Regions from separate parts of the Homo sapiens genome. Here region 1 is linked to region 2. A link is an interaction called in ENCODE POLR2A ChIA-PET data of the cell type or tissue named here. Cell type or tissue: K562. All regions are shown on one strand. Each heading gives the region's core, and the rest is flanking DNA. Links, peaks and the distances in the headings are about the cores only.

Region 1 (8,332 bases), core at 226-8,225, 680 kb after region 2:
AGCTTATTTTCACACCATAAAAACACTGCTAATTTTTTATCTTATTATCATACATTTTGATGATTTATTTATAAAATTGATGAATGAAAATTATATACAGTTGTCCTTCACTATTCATGGGTGATTGGTTCCAGGAAACCCCCCTCCCTACCAGACACCAAAATCTGCAGATGCTCAAGCCTGTTGCATGAAATGGCACAGCGTTTGCATATAACCCATGCACATCCTCCTGTATACATGAAATCATCTCTAGATTACTTATAATTCCTGATACAGCCTACACACCACCTCACTTGTGTCCACACAATATAGTATTTTTGCTTTTTGGAACTTTGTGGATTTTTTCTCTGAATATTTTTGATTTATATTTGGTTCAATAAACACCTGTAAACCCCACAGATATGGAGGAGCGACTGTATATTTATAGTATGAAAGATGATGTGTTGACATGTGTCCCTGTGGAGATGAGACTAACAAGGCCTATGACTCTACAAATGTTTCATCTTGGAATGACTCTGCCAGCTTTCCAGGTCTGCAGAGAGTAAGAATATCACTTGTTCATGTGATTCACGATCCTTGGAACCTCCTATGTGCTGCATCTTTGGATGGAAATTGGAGTCCCAGAGACAAATGAGGCTCCACCCTGCTTCCAGAAGCTCAGAGTCCAGGGCTGAGAACCCAGTAGAGAACATATCAGGTTATATGGACATAGTAATGATAACACTGGAAACTTTTGGCGAATAAAGAGTCACATTATCGAAACCATGAGGGCAGACATGTTTATTTGAAGAGGAGAGAGCTACACTGAAGTTATAAAAAAAATTTATAAATTTTACTGATGACAGAAGGCTGAAAGATAGTCTGAGGGGAGGTGGAACAGCATGAGGGAAGGTGGAACAGCAAGTGTGTAAGTGCCGTGTTAAGAGGGAGCCTCTTGTATGTTTGGAATTGTGAGTTCCTCAGTGTGATTGCAGCCTCAAGTAGGACTAGGAAGTAAGCCAGTTAGGTTGGAGAGGTGGGCAGGGGTCAAGTGAAATAGATACTTGTGGGCTAAGCAAAGGAGTGTGTTTTCTCTGCAGCAGGCAGTGGCGACCTTAGGCATTTGTAAGCAAGAGAGAGGCATGTTCAGATTCGTGGTGTGAGGAAGAGCGATCCCCTAAGATGCAGACTGATGCCTTCAGATTCCAGCTGCTGGTTCATTGGATCTGGCAACCTGGTTTTGAGACAGGGCTGTTGTCTCCCTAGAAAACCCCCTCAAGACCTGACTGTGGTGCTCGTGGGCAGGAGACAACTTTGGATCTGGGCTCAGCATTTGGAAGTTCCGTGTACACGCTGGTATCTGTTAGGGGTGTCTTGGGCCTCTGAGAAGGGCGACTGATTTTTCTCTGTATGAAAACGCAGTGATCCAACTGTGCGTACGTCACCTCCTGAGGGTCTTGTTCATCAGAGTCCTGGAGAGAGGGAAATGCTGAGTGAGGGAGGGTGCTCACATTTTTCAGGACTATTAGGGATAAGACTGTATCCGTGAGGCTGGGCCGAGGAGGACCTACCTGCCTATTCACTGTTCTGTCCCCCGCAGGCTCTTGGTCCATTACAGCAGCATCTGTAGGAGACGGAAGTCATCAAAACCGCTTGGAGGGCCCTTCTGGGTCCTCATTTCATGGGCAGACACCAACCCACAGGGGGAGGCTGTAGGTGCCTGAGGCTCTTCAGCTGCCAACATCCAGACTCAGACATTCTATCTCTCTGAGTTCAAGACCCCATCCCATGAAGTGCTCTCAATTGGCATCCCATTGATTCTGTCTCCCACTTTCTGCCTGTCATGGAAGCTTCTGGATGTCAGTAGCTGCAGGGGATGTGAGGATACAGTTCAGAACCAGGCAATGGTCTGTGAGCTGAAGGCAGGGGCAGGTTGTCTGGTGCTCTCTCTAGAAAGCCCTGCCTCTGTGGCTCCTCCCTTGGGCCAGGGACCATCCTGCCAGTGAGGAACACACACCCGCGTGCTCCCATCCTGCTTCCCCACATGGCCCTGAGCTCTCTGGCCTCTGCTTCGTGAGACTTACTCTTTTTGTTGGAGCACCAGCGATAAAGGAGAAAGAAGAGGAGGAGGATGAAGAGGAAGATGACCACTGAGGTCCCAATCAGAACATGCAGGTGTCTGCAGATACCTGGAGGAAGATGGGAATCCAATAAGAAGCTAATCATAGCAGTTCCTCTTTATGGATTGTCTCATTTCTTGATTGACAGGTAACCACATGGAACATCTCCTTAGGACAAGCAGCCTGATGGCGGGAGACCCAGCTTTCTCCTGCTTTCTCAGTTACAGCTCTCATAGAAACCATAGAACATGCTGAGGATACAGCTGCTTTAGTTTAGATGTTTGACCCTTTGAAACCTCACACTGAAATATTGAAATTTAACCCCCAGTGTGGAAGTTTGGGCCTATGGGAAGGTGTTTGAGTCATGGAGGTGGATCCATCATGAATAGATTAATGCTGCCCCACATGATGGGGTTAGCAAGTTCCCCCTCTATTAGTTCCCGGAGGGCTGGTTGTTAAAAAGAGCTTGGAAGCTCCATCGCTCGCCCTCCCCCTTGCTCCCTCTCTTGCCATGTGATCTCTGTGGTCTCTGCACAGACAGACCCTCCTTCCCTTCTGCCAGAGTGGGAGCAGCCTGAGGCCGTCACAGGAAACAGATGCTGGTGCCATGCTTCCAGTACAGCCTGCAGAACTGTGAGGCAAACAAATCTGTTTTCTCTAGAAGTTGCCCAGGCTCTGGGATGCAAGGCTGGTTCAATATATGCAAATCAATAAATGTAATCCATCATATAAACAGAACCAAAGACAAAAACCGGACGACTATCTCAATAGATGCAGAAAAGGCCTTTGACAAAATTCAACAACGCTTCATGCTAAAAACTCTCAATAAATTAGGCATTGATGGGACGTATCTCAAAATAATAAGAGCCATCTATAACAAACCCACAGCCAGTATCATACTGAATGGGCAAAAACTGGAAGCATTCCCTTTGAAAACTGGCACAAGACAGGGATGCCCTCTTTCACCACTCCTATTCAACATAGTGTTGGAAGTTCTGGCCAGGGCAATTAGGCAGGAGAAGGAAATAAAGGGTATTCAATTAGGAAAAGAGGAAGTCAAATTGTCCCTGTTTGCAGATGACATGATTGTATATATAGAAAACCCCATTGTCTCAGCCCAAAATCTCCTTAAGCTGATAAGCAGCTTCTACAAAGTCTCAGGATACAGAATCAATGTACAAAAATCACAAGCATTCTTATACACCAATAACAGACAAACAGAGAGCCAAATCATGAGTGAACTCCCATTCACAATTGCTTCAAAGAGAATAAAATACCTAGGAATCCAACTTACAAGGGATATGAAGGACCTCTTCAAGGAGAACTACAAACCACTGCTCAATGAAATAAAAGAGGATACAAACAAATGGAAGAACATTCCATGCTCATGGGTAGGAAGAATCAAGATCGTGAAAATGGCCATACTGCCCAAGGTAATTTATAGATTCAATGCCATCCCCATCAAGCTACCAATGACTTTCTTCACAGAATTGGAAAAAACTACCTTAAAGTTCATATGGAATCAAAAAAGAGCCTGCATTGCCAAGTCAATCCTAAGCCAAAAGAACAAAGCTGGAGGCATCATGCTGCCTGACTTCAAACTATACTACAAGGCTACAGTAACCAAAACAGCATGGTACTGGTACCAAAACAGAGATATAGATCAATGGAACAGAATAGAGCCCTCAGAAATAATGCCACATATCTACAACTATGTGATCTTTGACAAACCTGAGAAAAACAAGCAATGGGGAAAGGATTCCCTATTTAATAAATGGTGCTGGGAAAACTGGCTAGCCATAGGTAGAAAGCTGAAACTGGATCCCTTCCTTACACCTTATACAAAAATTAATTTGAGATGGATTAAAGACTTAAACGTTAGACCTAAAACCATAAAAACCCTAGAAGAAAACCTAGGCATTACCATTCAGGACATAGGCATGGACAAGGACTTCATGTCTAAAACACCAAAAGCAACGGCAACAAAAGCCAAAATTGACAAACGGGATCTAATTAAACTAAAGAGCTTCTGCACAGCAAAAGAAACTACCATCAGAGTGAACAGACAACCTACAAAATGGGAGAAAATTTTCGCAACCTACTCATCTGACAAAGGGCTAATATCCAGAATCTACAATGAACTCAAACAAATTTACAAGAAAAAAACAAACAATCCTATCAAAAAGTGGGCAAAGGACATGAACAGACACTTCTCAAAAGAAGACATTTATGCAGCCAAAAAACACATGAAAAAATGCTCACCATGACTGGCCATCAGAGAAATGCAAATCAAAACCACAATGAGATACCATCTCACACCAGTTAGAATGGCGATCATTAAAAAGTCGGGAAACAACAGGTGCTGGAGAGGATGTGGAGAAATAGGAACACTTTTACACTGTTGGTGGGACTGTAAACTAGTTCAACCATTGTGGAAGTCAGTGTGGCGATTCCTCAGGGATCTAGAGCTTGAAATACCATTTGACCCAGCCATCCCATTACTGGGTATAAACCCAAAGGACTATAAATCATGCTGCTATAAAGACACATGGACACGTATGTTTATTGTGGCACTATTCACAATAGCAAAGACTTGGAACCAACCCAAATGTCCAACAATGATAGACTGGATGAAGAAAATGTGGCACATATACACCATGGAATACTATGCAGCCATAAAAAATGATGAGTTCATGTCCTTTGCAGGGACATGGATGAAATTGGAAATCATCATTCTCAGTAGACTATCACAAGGACAAAAATCCAAACACCGCATGTTCTCACTTATAGGTGGGAATTGAACAATGAGAACACATGGACACAGGAAGGGGAACATCACACTCTGGGGACTGTTGTGGGGTGGGGGGAGGGGGGAGGGATAGCATTAGGAGATATACCTAATGCTAAATGACGAGTTGATGGGTGCAGCACACCAGCATGGCACATGTATACATATGTAACTAACCTGCACATTGTGCACATGTACCCTAAAACTTAAAGTATAATAATAATAAAAATTTTAAAAAAAAGCTCATCAGAAGCACTATACAAAAAAAAAAAAAAAAAAAAAAGAAGTAACCCAGGCTCAAGTGTTCTTTTATAGCAACAAAAATGGACTAAGACAGCAACGTCCTGAGATCAGGAGGAACGTCTCAGAACAGCCTGTGCTGTCTTCCTGTTCTTCCTGGAGGAGGACGTCATGCAGTGCTTTAGCTGAGTGCTTCCTGTGGCTTCAGGGTACAAAACCCAGGCTGGGCTATTTTCTGGCTTCCCCCAGATACACTGCAAATGAGGTGACTCCATATGTCCCGAGCAGCTTTTCTGAGCCTTGAGGGACTGGCTCACGTTGAAATGTAGGCTTCTGTTGTCACTCGCTGCTTATCTGTTAGTAATGAACCTGCCTATGTAACGTATTCTCTGTGTGTTCTGTCTCCCTGGAGTGACGGTGAGTGATAGAAATTGGCATAGGCCCAGGTGCAGTACAGCAGGTGTTTAGAGTCTTCTCTGGAAAGACTGGACTGGGATTGATACACAGTGAATGTGCTTTACAGTTTCTACATCCACAACCCTCTTGACTCAAATTACATTCTCCAAGAAAAGGACACAAAAGTGAAATCAAGATCAAAAAAGCAAAGTAGAATTCTCTTATGTCAAACAGCCAGGAAATAATGATGAAGCCCATGTGAAACGTGCTACTCTTTGTGATCTCGCGAGACACATGTTAGGCTGCTGTTCCACCTGAGAGGCTGGGGGAAAGACCACCCCCTCCACCATCTATTGCTTCAAAACCACCTGTCCTCCTGTGAATTAGTAGGAAAGGGGAGCAGGAGCTAGTGCTGGTGCTGATCTCTGATTCCAAGATCTGAACTCACTCCAAGGAGTATTAGCGTTTACCTCCCCATGATCTATCTGTATCTCCACAGGTGATTGGAAGTAGGGGTGAGGTGGGGGATTTGGGTGAGGGGGAAAGTTTCTTGTGATGAACAGAGCACTTTCCCTATTTCAGGGCCTGTGCTGGTGGGTTCAGGGGGCTTTCATATTTTCCATATGATCTCATGTTCACAGAAAGCCAAATATGGAAGAGGTTTTAGGCTGATTTTCTAATGGATAAGATAAAGGATCAAAGAAGTAATTATAGAGGAATAGAAAAATGATGATTGGAATTCAGGTGCCTGCATCATTTGTGTATATTATTATATTTATGTATTTTTTATTTTTATTTTTTGAGACAGAGTATCCCTGTGTAGCCCAGGCTGGTGTGCAGTGATGCGATCTCCACTCACTGCAACCTCTGCCTCCAGGGCTGAAGTCATTCTCCTGCTTCCTCCTCCAGAGTAGCTGGGATTACAGTCATGCACCACCATCATGCCTGTTTAATTTTTGTATTTTTAGTAGAGATAGGGTTTCTCCATGTTGGCCAGGCTGGTCTCGAACTCCTGACTTCATGTGATCCACCCGCGTTGGCCTCCTGAAGTGCTGGGTTACAGGCGTGAGCCACCGTTCACAGCCTTGTATATTATGCTATACTAGGTCCCTTCATTTGCACCACCCCTCATCTAGCTCTCCCTCCTCTGCCAGGTATTGATTTAGATGCAGGAGAAATAAATCTCAGAAATAAGTTAGTGAAGCGAGGATTAAACTACCAGGAAAAATTAAACCCAGCAAGCCTTTCCAGCCAATGATTCTACCTCACAAACATATCTTATATCCATCTACTTCATTCATTTAGTGTCTAAATCAGCACCACATTTCACCAGTGGGGCGGCAATTGCCTTTTCCACGGTCTCCTAGATTCCAGTTATGCAACTGAGCCTCCCTTATTTTCATGTCAGTCATATTAATCATGTAGGGATTCCTGGTTACCTCGAGGTGAATCCAATGGCTGTGAGTGTCAAACACACGCTCCTTGTTGCTCCTTAGTTTCCTGTGTACCCAGTGTGCTCTCCGTCTCTCTACAGTCATCTTGTCATTCTCCCCACCTCATTCCCAGCATTTGAGTCAGAGCCTCTTCCTTCCACATCAGATTGTTTTCACCTTTGTGCCTTCACGGCTGACAGCTGTGTGTGCAAAATCCTTCCGCCAATCTTTCAGGGGTTCAATCCGTGTTTTTCATTAATGTCACAAATATCTGATTAGTGAGAACTTCTCTGTCACCTGAAATAATACACTCAGCATTATCTATTATTGATTTGAAAATTTGGCTTGGCCCCGTGGCTCATGCCTCTTATCCCAGCGTGTTGGGAGGCAGAGGCTATTGGATCACCTGAGGTTGGGAATTTGAGACCAGCCTGGCCAACATGGTGAAACATCCTCTCTACAGAAAATATGCAAAAAGAGTTAGCCGGGCGTGGTGGTTGTGGTCTGTAATCCCAGCTACTGGAGAGGCTGAGGGAGGAGATCAGTTCAGCCCAGGAGGTGGAGGTTGCAGTGAGCCGAGATCATGCCACCGCACTCTAGCCTGGACGACAGAGCAAGGCTCCGTCTCAATAAACAAGTAGGTAAATACATAAATAAATAGATTTCATGCACAGATGCTTCTCAATAGATCATTCATTTATTGGTCCCCTTGTGCCTACATTTTCTGCCCTCCCATTTAACCATCTGCAAGATCAGTGTCCCAAGAACAGAGGCCAAATGCATCTTGTTCACTGTTTGTGGAAGGCAGGAGAATGTTGTCCCACCCCAAAAATGTCCATGTCCTAGCCTCCATAGCTTGTGAATATGTTATTTTACATGAAAGGAGGAATGAAGATTGCAGATGGAATTATGGTTGCTAGTCAGCTGAACTTAAAAGGAGGGTATCCTGGATGATTTCCGGGAGATTATGATGGATTTTCATCTTGGTGAACCCAATAGAATCCCCAAGTTTTCAAAAGAAGGGCAAGAAGGGAGAGCAGCATTCAGAGAAAGAGGTGTGGTAAGGAAGAAGGGTCTGAGTGATGCCATGTGAGATGTGACCAGTCTTTGTGGGCTTTGAGGAAGGAGGAAGGGTACCAGGAGCCAAGGAACATGGGAGCCTCTAGAAGCTGAGAAAAGTGAGAAGCAGATTCTTGCCTGGAACCCTCAGAGGGAAGGCAGCCTTGCTGTCACCTTGATTTTAGCCCAGTGACATGCACGTCATGCTTTGAGCTACAGCACTGTAAGATAATTAAATAACCGTTTTGTTTTCACACACGAATCTTGTGGAAATTTGTTATGGCAACAATAGGAAAAGCTTCCACACTGCACAGCCT
Region 2 (8,332 bases), core at 234-8,233:
CAGCTCGAGCCGGGCCGGGCACCTGAGGTCGGCCTCACGGGAGCTGCGTGGGCAGGGGGCACAGAGGAGCCTGGAGTCACCAGATCTCAAGGCATCCCAGCTCTGCCTCTCCCTGGCTGCGGCTCTGTGGCCCATGACTCTGCTGCTTCATGCCTCACTGTCCCCATCAGGAAATTGGAAACCATCATTCTACCGACCCAGGGCTTGTTGGGAGGACTCCACAAAGTCTTAAGTGAAAAAGAGAGAGAGACCGAGAGAGCGTGACCAGGGCCTGGCACCAAGTAAGCACCGAGTGTTACTATATTACTGTATCATCATCACTGTATTATTTCATTAAAATTTTTTGAATAACACATACTCACAGGAAAAATTCAAATAATGTAAAAGGCACAGTGGTAAAAAGTTCCCTGAAAGTCATACGGGATGTTGACGTTGATTCCTGACTCATAAAGCAAATAAGGCATTTTTTTTTCTTTTTTTTTTTTTTTTTTTTTTTTTTTGAGACAGAGTCTTACTCTGCCGCCAGGCTGGAGTTCAGTGGTCCATCTTGGCTCACTGCAACCTCTACCTCCCAGGTTCAAGCAATTCTCCTGCCTCAGCCTCCCGAGTAGCTGGGATTACAGGCACCTGCCACCATACCCAGCTAATTTTTGTATTTTTAGTAGAGAGGGGGGTTTCACCTTGTTGGTCAGGCCGGTCTCGAATTCTTGACCTCAGGTGATCCACCTGCCTCGGCCTCCCAAAGTGCTGGGATTATAGGCATGAGCCACCGCGCCCAGCCAAGGCATTTAAAAAAAAATAAATGTGAGAAACTGAAGACAGACTTGTTATTATCTGATTTCGAGAAATTGTTGGGCTGGATACTGTGGCTCACACCTGTATTCTCAGCACTTTGGTAGACCGAGGTAGGAAGATCACTTGAGCCTAGGAGTTTGAGACCAGCCTGGGCAACACAGCAAGACCCTATCTTAAATTTTTTATTTTTTATTTAATTTAATTTTATTTTTTTGAGACAGACTCTCGCTCTGTCGCCCAGGCTGGGGTGCAGTGGCGCCATCTCGGCTCCCTGCAACCTCTGCCTCCCGGGTTCAAGCGATTCTTCTGCCTCAGCCTCTTGAGTAGCTGGGATTACAGACACACGCCACCACGACTGGGTAATTTTTGTATCTGTAGTAGAGATGGGGTTTCACCATGTTGGCCAGGCTGGTCTCGAACTCCCGACCTCAGGCAATTTGCCCGCCTCAGCCTCCCAAAGTGCTGGGATTACAAGCGTGAGCCATCACACCTGGCCTCATCTTCAATTTTGTTAAAAAAGTCATTATGACAATTTTACTGTAGCTGAGCTAGAAATTTTCCTTACTTTTACAGATAGGTACTCTCAAATGTTTGGGCACAATTCATCACAATGCCTGTAGTTTAGTTTATAACTTGTAGCTTTTCATGAAGGAAAATTTCCAGCATAACCAGAAACAGAGGAATAAAATGAGTCCCTTCCCTCTCACTTGTCTCACCACCCACCCACCACCCCCCCATACACACACACACACACACACACACACACACATTTTCTTTTCTTTTGCCAGACTTTTTTGTTTGTTTGTTTTTGAGATAGAGTTTTGCTCTTGTTACCCAGGCTGGAGTGCAATCGTGCCATCTTGGCTCACCGCAACCTCCGCCTCCCGGGTTCAAGTGATTCTCCTGCCTCAACCTCCCAAGTAGCTGGGATTACAAGCATACACCACCATGCCCAGCTAATTTTGTATTTTTAGTAGAGACGGGGTTTCTCCATGTTGTTCAGGCTAGTCTCGAACTCCCGACCTCAGGTGATCCGCCCGCCTCGGCCTCCCAAAGTGCTGGGATTAGAGGCGTGAGTCACCGCGCCCAGCCGGCCAGATGATTTTAAAGCAAACACACCAGGCAGCTCAGCATTTCCACTTCCAAAAGACTTCAATATTTATCATTTACTTGAAACTAGTTTGTATGCCCCCGCCGACAAAGAAATAAAGATCAAGAAAGTATGGCCAAGTGGCCACATCTGTGAAGTTTAGCCAATGGGTGTTCATGACAGCACTTTTTTGTTTGTTTGTTTTTGTTTTGTTGTTATTATTTGTTTGTTTGTTTGTTGTTTGTTTTTGAGACGGAGTCCCGCTCTGTTGCCCAGGCTGGAGTGCAGTGGTGCGATCTCGGCTCACCACAACCTCCGCCTCCCTGGGTTCAAGCGATTCTCCTGCCTCAGCCTGCCCAGTAGCTGGGACTACAGGCACGGACAGCACTTTTTCTACTTTTCTGTAGGTTTGCGACTTTCCCCAATCTAACCTCCGAACAGCAAAGGAAGTTCTACCTCTGCCCCTCCTTGGGTCCCTTCCAGCTCCCCAGAGGCCAGCGCCACAGCCTGTTTCCTGCAGATCCTTCCAGCGCCTACGCGTCGCTGCCGTTGCTGTGTCTTTATTAATAGCAGGGCTGTAGTAGTAGTGGAAACACGAGTGGGGCAGGCAGCAGGCCTCTGAGTCACACAGGCCTGGCCCGGGGCCCGCTCCCCTTCTGACCTTGTGTAACACGATCGTTTCTCGGAACCTCAGTTTCCTGCTCCGTAAACTGGGGATAAATACTGACCCTTTGGGCAGCTGGGAGGATCCAGTGTAAAGCCCCGCACAGGGCTAGGCGCGGAACAGGTGCTGAGAACATGAGAGCACCTCTGTCCCTGGCGCTTCCCACAGCTACTTCAGCTCCTGAGTCCTGCAGGAGGAGGGGCTGGGCCTGGACTCCTGGGTCTGAGGGAGGAGGGGCTGGGGACCTGGGTCTGAGGAAGGAGAGGCTGGGAGTCTGTACTCCTGGGTCTGAGGGAGAAGGGGCTGGGAGCCTGGACTCCTGGGTCTGAGGGAGGAGGGGCTGGGGCCTGGACTCCTGGGTCTGAGGGAGGAGGAGCTGGAGTCTGGACTCCTGGGTCTGAGGGTGGAGAAACTGGGGACCTGGACTCCTGGGTGTGAGGGAGGAGGTGCTGGAGACCTGGACTCCTGGGTCTGAGGGAGGAGGGGCTGGGGCCTGGACTCCTGGGTCTGAGGATGGAGGAACTGGGGACCTGGACTCCTGGGTGTGAGGGAGGAGGGGCTGGAGGCCTGGACTCCTGGGTCTGAGGGAGGAAGGGCTGGGGTCCTGGACTCCTGGGTCTGAGGGAGGAGGGGCTGGGGGCCTAGACTCCTGGATCTGAGGGAGGAGGAGCTGGAGGCCTGGACTCTTGGGTCTGAGGGAGGTGGGGCTTGGGGCCTAGACTCCTGGGTCTGAGGATGGAGGAACTGGGGACCTGGACTCCTGGGTGTGAGGGAGGAGGAGCTGGGGCCAGCACTCCTGGTGTGAAGGAGGAGGGCTTTGGGAACTGTTCCCTGGTCCCTGGACACCAGCGCTCCTGGCCTCTGGGGCAAGACAGAGGTGCTCAGCTCTGGGCCAGTCATCCCAGCTCAGGTGTGTGGAGGGGTCTGTCCCACCCTTTCCTCTGCCCTCAGGCCTGGGCCTTGTTGGGGGTTCACAATATGTTTTGTCCCGTCTGTCCTGGGACTGGAGCCCAGAGTCCAAGCTGGTCTAAGTTTGGAAGGGAGAGGGAGGGGGCAGCGGTCAGAGGGGGTGAGGGAGGGGTGTGGGGGGACAGGATGTCTCTGTCTCTGAGCTGTCACACACACCCCTGTCCCAGGCCCAGAGAAAGGGAGGGACAAAGGCTTTGAGAGAGAGTCAGGAACAAAGAGGAGGAGAGAGACGCAGAGACACTGGGGAGAGCGGACGGAGATGCCCAGAGGGGCCGGGAGAGACGGGAAACAGACAGACAGAGAGAGGGGAGCAGGCAGGGAGCAGAGCGTGGAGACACCCCCAGAGTTGGTGGAGAAAGAGTGGAGACAGTGTGCGGACAGGGGAGAGGGGCCGGCGACCCACAGAGACGGGACAGGGAGGGGGAGTCCCACCCCAGAGACCCAAGTGCGAGACAGAGACAGGGAGGGTGGAGAGAGAGAGACGGGGAGAGAAGGAGACAAAGACGCACAAAGAGAGAGGATAGACGGAGCAAGAGAGAGGCTGACAGAAAGGTGTTCCTGTAGAAGGAAGGAGAGACTGGGGTTGGCTAAAGAGAGGGGAAGAGAGGGTGTGGGGAGTAAGGGCTATCACCTGGGAAGCACAGCAGGGAATACACCCAGAGGGTGGCAGGAGGGCACAGAGAGGCAGAGACACTCCTCCAGCTAGACAGAGCCGGACAGACAAGGGGCGACTGAGGCTGACCTTGCAGACGAGCTTCCATCCCTTGGCTCTGCGCAGCGAGAACCTGTGGGGTGCAGGGGGCTGGTTGCTTTCTGGGGAGCCCTGACGGGGGGGTCCCGCCCAAGGGCCACCCCACATCAGGAAGCCCTGAGATGGAGCGCAGGGCCTCCGAGACCCCTGAGGATGGGGACCCAGAGGTGAGAGACGGGAGCCAGGGGAGGAAGACAGAGAGAGAAAAGAAGGAGAGAGAGGCAGGAGGCAACACGGGGAGAGAGAGGAAGAGAAACAGAAAACAGGGAAACGCAAAGACCTCAGAGACCCAGACCCAGGGAGAGAGGATGACAGAGATCCAAGGACACACAGCGAGACCAAGGCCCCCAGAGAATTGGACTCAGAAACACACAGCGGGATGCACAGGGGAAGAGGACGGTGGAGAGAGAGACCAGGGTGGGCAGGGGGACTGTGTGGGCTGAGGATGCACCCCCACTCGGGGCTGGGGGCTCCTGGCCTGCTCCCACAGACAGGGGCAGGCGGGGCCTCTGTGGCAGTGACCCCTAACCTCTCCAGGACACAAAAACAGGTGGCCCGAGTCCGGGTGAGTCACTGTGACTCATCCTCCTCTCTGGGGACAGTGACCCCTGTCCCCTGCCCCACCCTCCATCCTGGGGCTGCGCCGTGACCTCCTCCCCCACCACTCTCAGTGGACCCCAGACGCGCCCCCTCCTCACCCTGCCCCTCTCCCGTAGGAGGACACAGCCACAGCCCTCCAACGGCTGGTGGAGCTGACGACCAGCAGGGTGACCCCGGTGAGGAGCCTTCGGGACCAGTACCACCTCATCCGGAAGCTGGGCTCCGGCTCCTACGGCCGCGTGCTCCTTGCCCAGCCTCACCAGGGGGGTGAGTTCAGCCACCCAAGGGCAGCCTCCCCAACTGCCCCACAATAAGCATTCTCGGAAGCCACCCAGACAGGGGGCATTCCCAGGAGGAGCTGATGGGGACCCTTCTCAGTGGGGGTACTCTGAAAGTTAAGAGCTCTGGGATCTTCTGAGAAACACAGGCCCCACCCCAGAGAGGGCGAGGGACTGCCTACGGTCCCACAGCAGGACAGGTATGCAACTCAAGTTGGAACCCAAGTCACCACCGTGTCTCTTACTTGATGCCAGGGGAAACTGAGGCCCGGAGAGGGTGAGGCGGCTGTGCAAGCCCACGCCGCAGTCCGAGGCAGAGCAGGGAGGGTCTTCAAAGAAGGTCTCCTCCCACCCACACTTCACAGACAGGGGAGCCCGTGCTGCCCATGAGAAGTGTGAGGCTCAGAGAGTTTACACGGCTTCCCTCAGGCCCCACAGCAGGACTGGAGCCGCCTGAGTGTCCCTCCGACCCATCTCCCTGGCAGGTCCAGCTGTGGCTCTGAAGCTCCTGCGTCGGGATTTGGTCCTGAGAAGCACCTTCCTGAGGGAGTTCTGTGTGGGCCGCTGCGTCTCTGCACACCCAGGCCTGCTGCAGACCCTGGCAGGACCCCTACAGACCCCCCGCTATTTTGCCTTCGCCCAGGAGTACGCGCCCTGTGGGGACCTCAGCGGGATGCTGCAGGAAAGGGTGAGGCCACGAGGGACAAAGGTTGGGAGTGCTTATCCCAGGTCCAACTCTGTCCCAAGCCCCGTCTCTGTCTCCAACTCTGACCCCAAATCAGGGCCCGCCCAATCCATCTCCACCCTGAGCCCCCACATGACCTCCCCCTTTCTAATTCTCAACGAGGTTCCATGCCTGACCTCAACCCTAATCCATCCAATCACCCAAACACAATCGTGGAAAGGCAGGGAGCTGGGGGTGGGATTGAGGATGGACTGGAGTCAATGAAGGGGGTGGGGAGGGAGACAGGGTTGGGATTTTAGTTGACTCTGAGGTTAGGGTGTGGGCATGGGTGGAGTTGGGTGGGTTGAGTTTAGAGTTGATTATAGATTCATCGTGAGTATGGAGAAAAGCATGAATGGGCTGCAGAGAGAAGCAGAGACGGTTGAGGATGTGTATATAGACTGAGTTGGAGATGGGCTATAATGGGGTTTCTTCTAGAAAGGAGACCAGGTCAGGACAGAACCCATGATATTCTAGGGTCTCTCGAGTTTGGAGATTAGGGGTAGGGATAGTTTCAGGAATAGATTTTGGATTTGAGATAAAGTTAGGGATAAATGGAAGGAATAAAAGAAGGAAGGGGATGAGGAAGGTACATGTGGAGAAATGAGTCTCATTGAGAATTAGAAGGATGGAAGGATGGGTGAGTGGACAGATGGGTGGGTGAATAGATGGGTGGAAGGAAGGACTGGTAGATGGATGGGTGGGTGGATGGATGGGTGGGTGGGTGGGTGGATGGATGGATGGATGGATGGATGGATGAAAGGATTGGTGGGTGAGTGGATGGATGGATGGATGAGTGGGTGGGTGGATGGAAGGATCCATGGGTGGATGGATGGGTGGGTGGATGGATGGATGGTGGATGGATGGATGGGTGGGTGGGTGGATGGATGGGTGGGTGGATGGGTGGATGAAAGGATTGGTGGGTGGATGGATGGATGGATGAAAGGTTTGGTAGGTGAGTGGATGGATGGATGAAAGGTTTGGTGGGTGAGTGGATGGATGGATGAGTGGATGGGTGGGTGGGTGGGTGGATGAAAGGATTGGTTGAGTGGACGGGTGGGTGGGTGGATGGAAGGATCCGTGGGTGGATGGATGGATGGGTGGATGGATGGATGGATGGGTGGGTGGATGGATGGGTGGGTGGGTAGATGGAGGGGTGGATGGATGGATGAAAGGATTGGTGGGTGGATGGATGGATGGAAGGAAGGATTGGTGGGTGGATGGACGGATGGATGGATGGATGGATGGATCGATAGAAGGAAGGATTGGTGGGTGGATGGATGGGTGGATGGATGGATGAAAGGTTTTGTGGGTGAGTGAATGGATGGATGAGTGGATGGGTAGGTGGGTGGGTGGATGAAAGGATTGGTTGAGTGGATAGGTGGGTGGGTGGATGGAAGAATTGGTGGATGGATGGGTGGGTGGATGGCTGCATGGACGGATGGATGAAAGGATTGGTGGGCGGATGGATGGATGGACGGAAGGAAGGATTGGTGGATGGATGGATGGATGGATGAAAGGATTGGTGGGCGGATGGGTGGATGGATGGAAGGAAGGATTGGTGGGTGGATGGATGGATGGATGGATGGATGGATGAAAGGTTTGGTGGGTGAGTGAGTGGTGGATGGATGAGTGGATGGGTGGGTGGGTGGATGGAAGGATTGGTTGAGTGGATGGATGGATGGGTGGGTGGACGGAAGGATTGGTGGATGGATGATTAATGGATGGTGAGTGGATGGGTGAAAGGAAGCAAGGGAGGATGAATATATGGATGTTGGATATTAAATAACAGAATAACTTATTGGATTGCTGACTGGTTGGTGGAATGGATGTTGGATGGACACACTGTTCAATACTGTTGGAAGGATGGATGGCTTCATGGATGAATTGCTGCCTGGCCAGCTGGCTGGCTAGACGGATAGATAATCAATTGATGAAATAAACTGGGGAATTTTAGAAAAGCCTCTGAGTTAGAGATGGGGTCTAGACTCATACAAGACTAAGATTAGGGTTAAGAATGAAATTTGAGTTCTCACTGGAGAAGATCTGGATGGTCAGTTTACAAAAGATATATAAGAAATGTTCACAGTGGGCCTGAGTGTTTGAGTTAGGAGAATCTTTGAAAGAAGCTAAAAGAAGGAGCTACTGGTTATAACTGGGGTTCCAGTGGGGAAAACTGGGAGACCAGCTGGGAGTTGGTCTACAGGAGTGCAGATATGGCTGCAGGTTGAGGTTGAGGATGATGGAGAGAAAGTCTTTGGGAGCATGTGGTGGGAACACTGGAGGTAGCCACTAGTCTGGGGTTCTAGATTCTCAAACCCCAAGAGTCAAACTTTTAGGACTTAGGAATCTAGAGCCTCTTTCAAAAATTATTCAGAAGGAACCAACTGGTGCAGTGCCTCATGCCTATAATCCCAGCACTTTGGGAGGCCAAGGCAGGAGGATCGCTTGAGGCCAGGAG

What was found. Peaks named below come from ENCODE experiments on the same cell type or tissue, not always from the same donor. Only the 100,000 strongest peaks of a DNase experiment are listed, where the experiment ranks them.
Region 1: POLR2A ChIA-PET joins it to region 2 with 5 read pairs; 2 of 35 experiments call an interaction of 5 or more read pairs at or near these places.

Annotation. Positions count from the first base shown.
Region 1 is chr19:54,859,641-54,867,972 of GRCh38, reverse strand. It overlaps KIR3DL2 (killer cell immunoglobulin like receptor, three Ig domains and long cytoplasmic tail 2), which reads right to left. Exons shown (of 9, transcript NM_006737.4): 7 at 2,064-2,168; 8 at 1,551-1,603; 9 at 766-1,451. The coding sequence ends at 1,242. Among named protein-coding and RNA genes, the nearest start is that of FCAR, 10 kb to the left of the region's middle. In K562, for the core only: no CTCF peak of the experiment used is centred there; no DNase peak of the experiment used is centred there; H3K27me3 peaks cover 1,692 bases.
Region 2 is chr19:55,541,603-55,549,934 of GRCh38, reverse strand. SBK3 (SH3 domain binding kinase family member 3) reads left to right here and starts at 4,392. Exons shown (of 4, transcript NM_001199824.2): 1 at 4,392-4,436; 2 at 4,986-5,136; 3 at 5,633-5,835. The coding sequence starts at 4,392. RefSeq lists a silencer at 2,338-2,632 and an enhancer at 4,154-4,990. In K562, for the core only: no CTCF peak of the experiment used is centred there; DNase peaks (open chromatin) are centred at 2,454 and 4,844; H3K4me3 peaks cover 241 bases.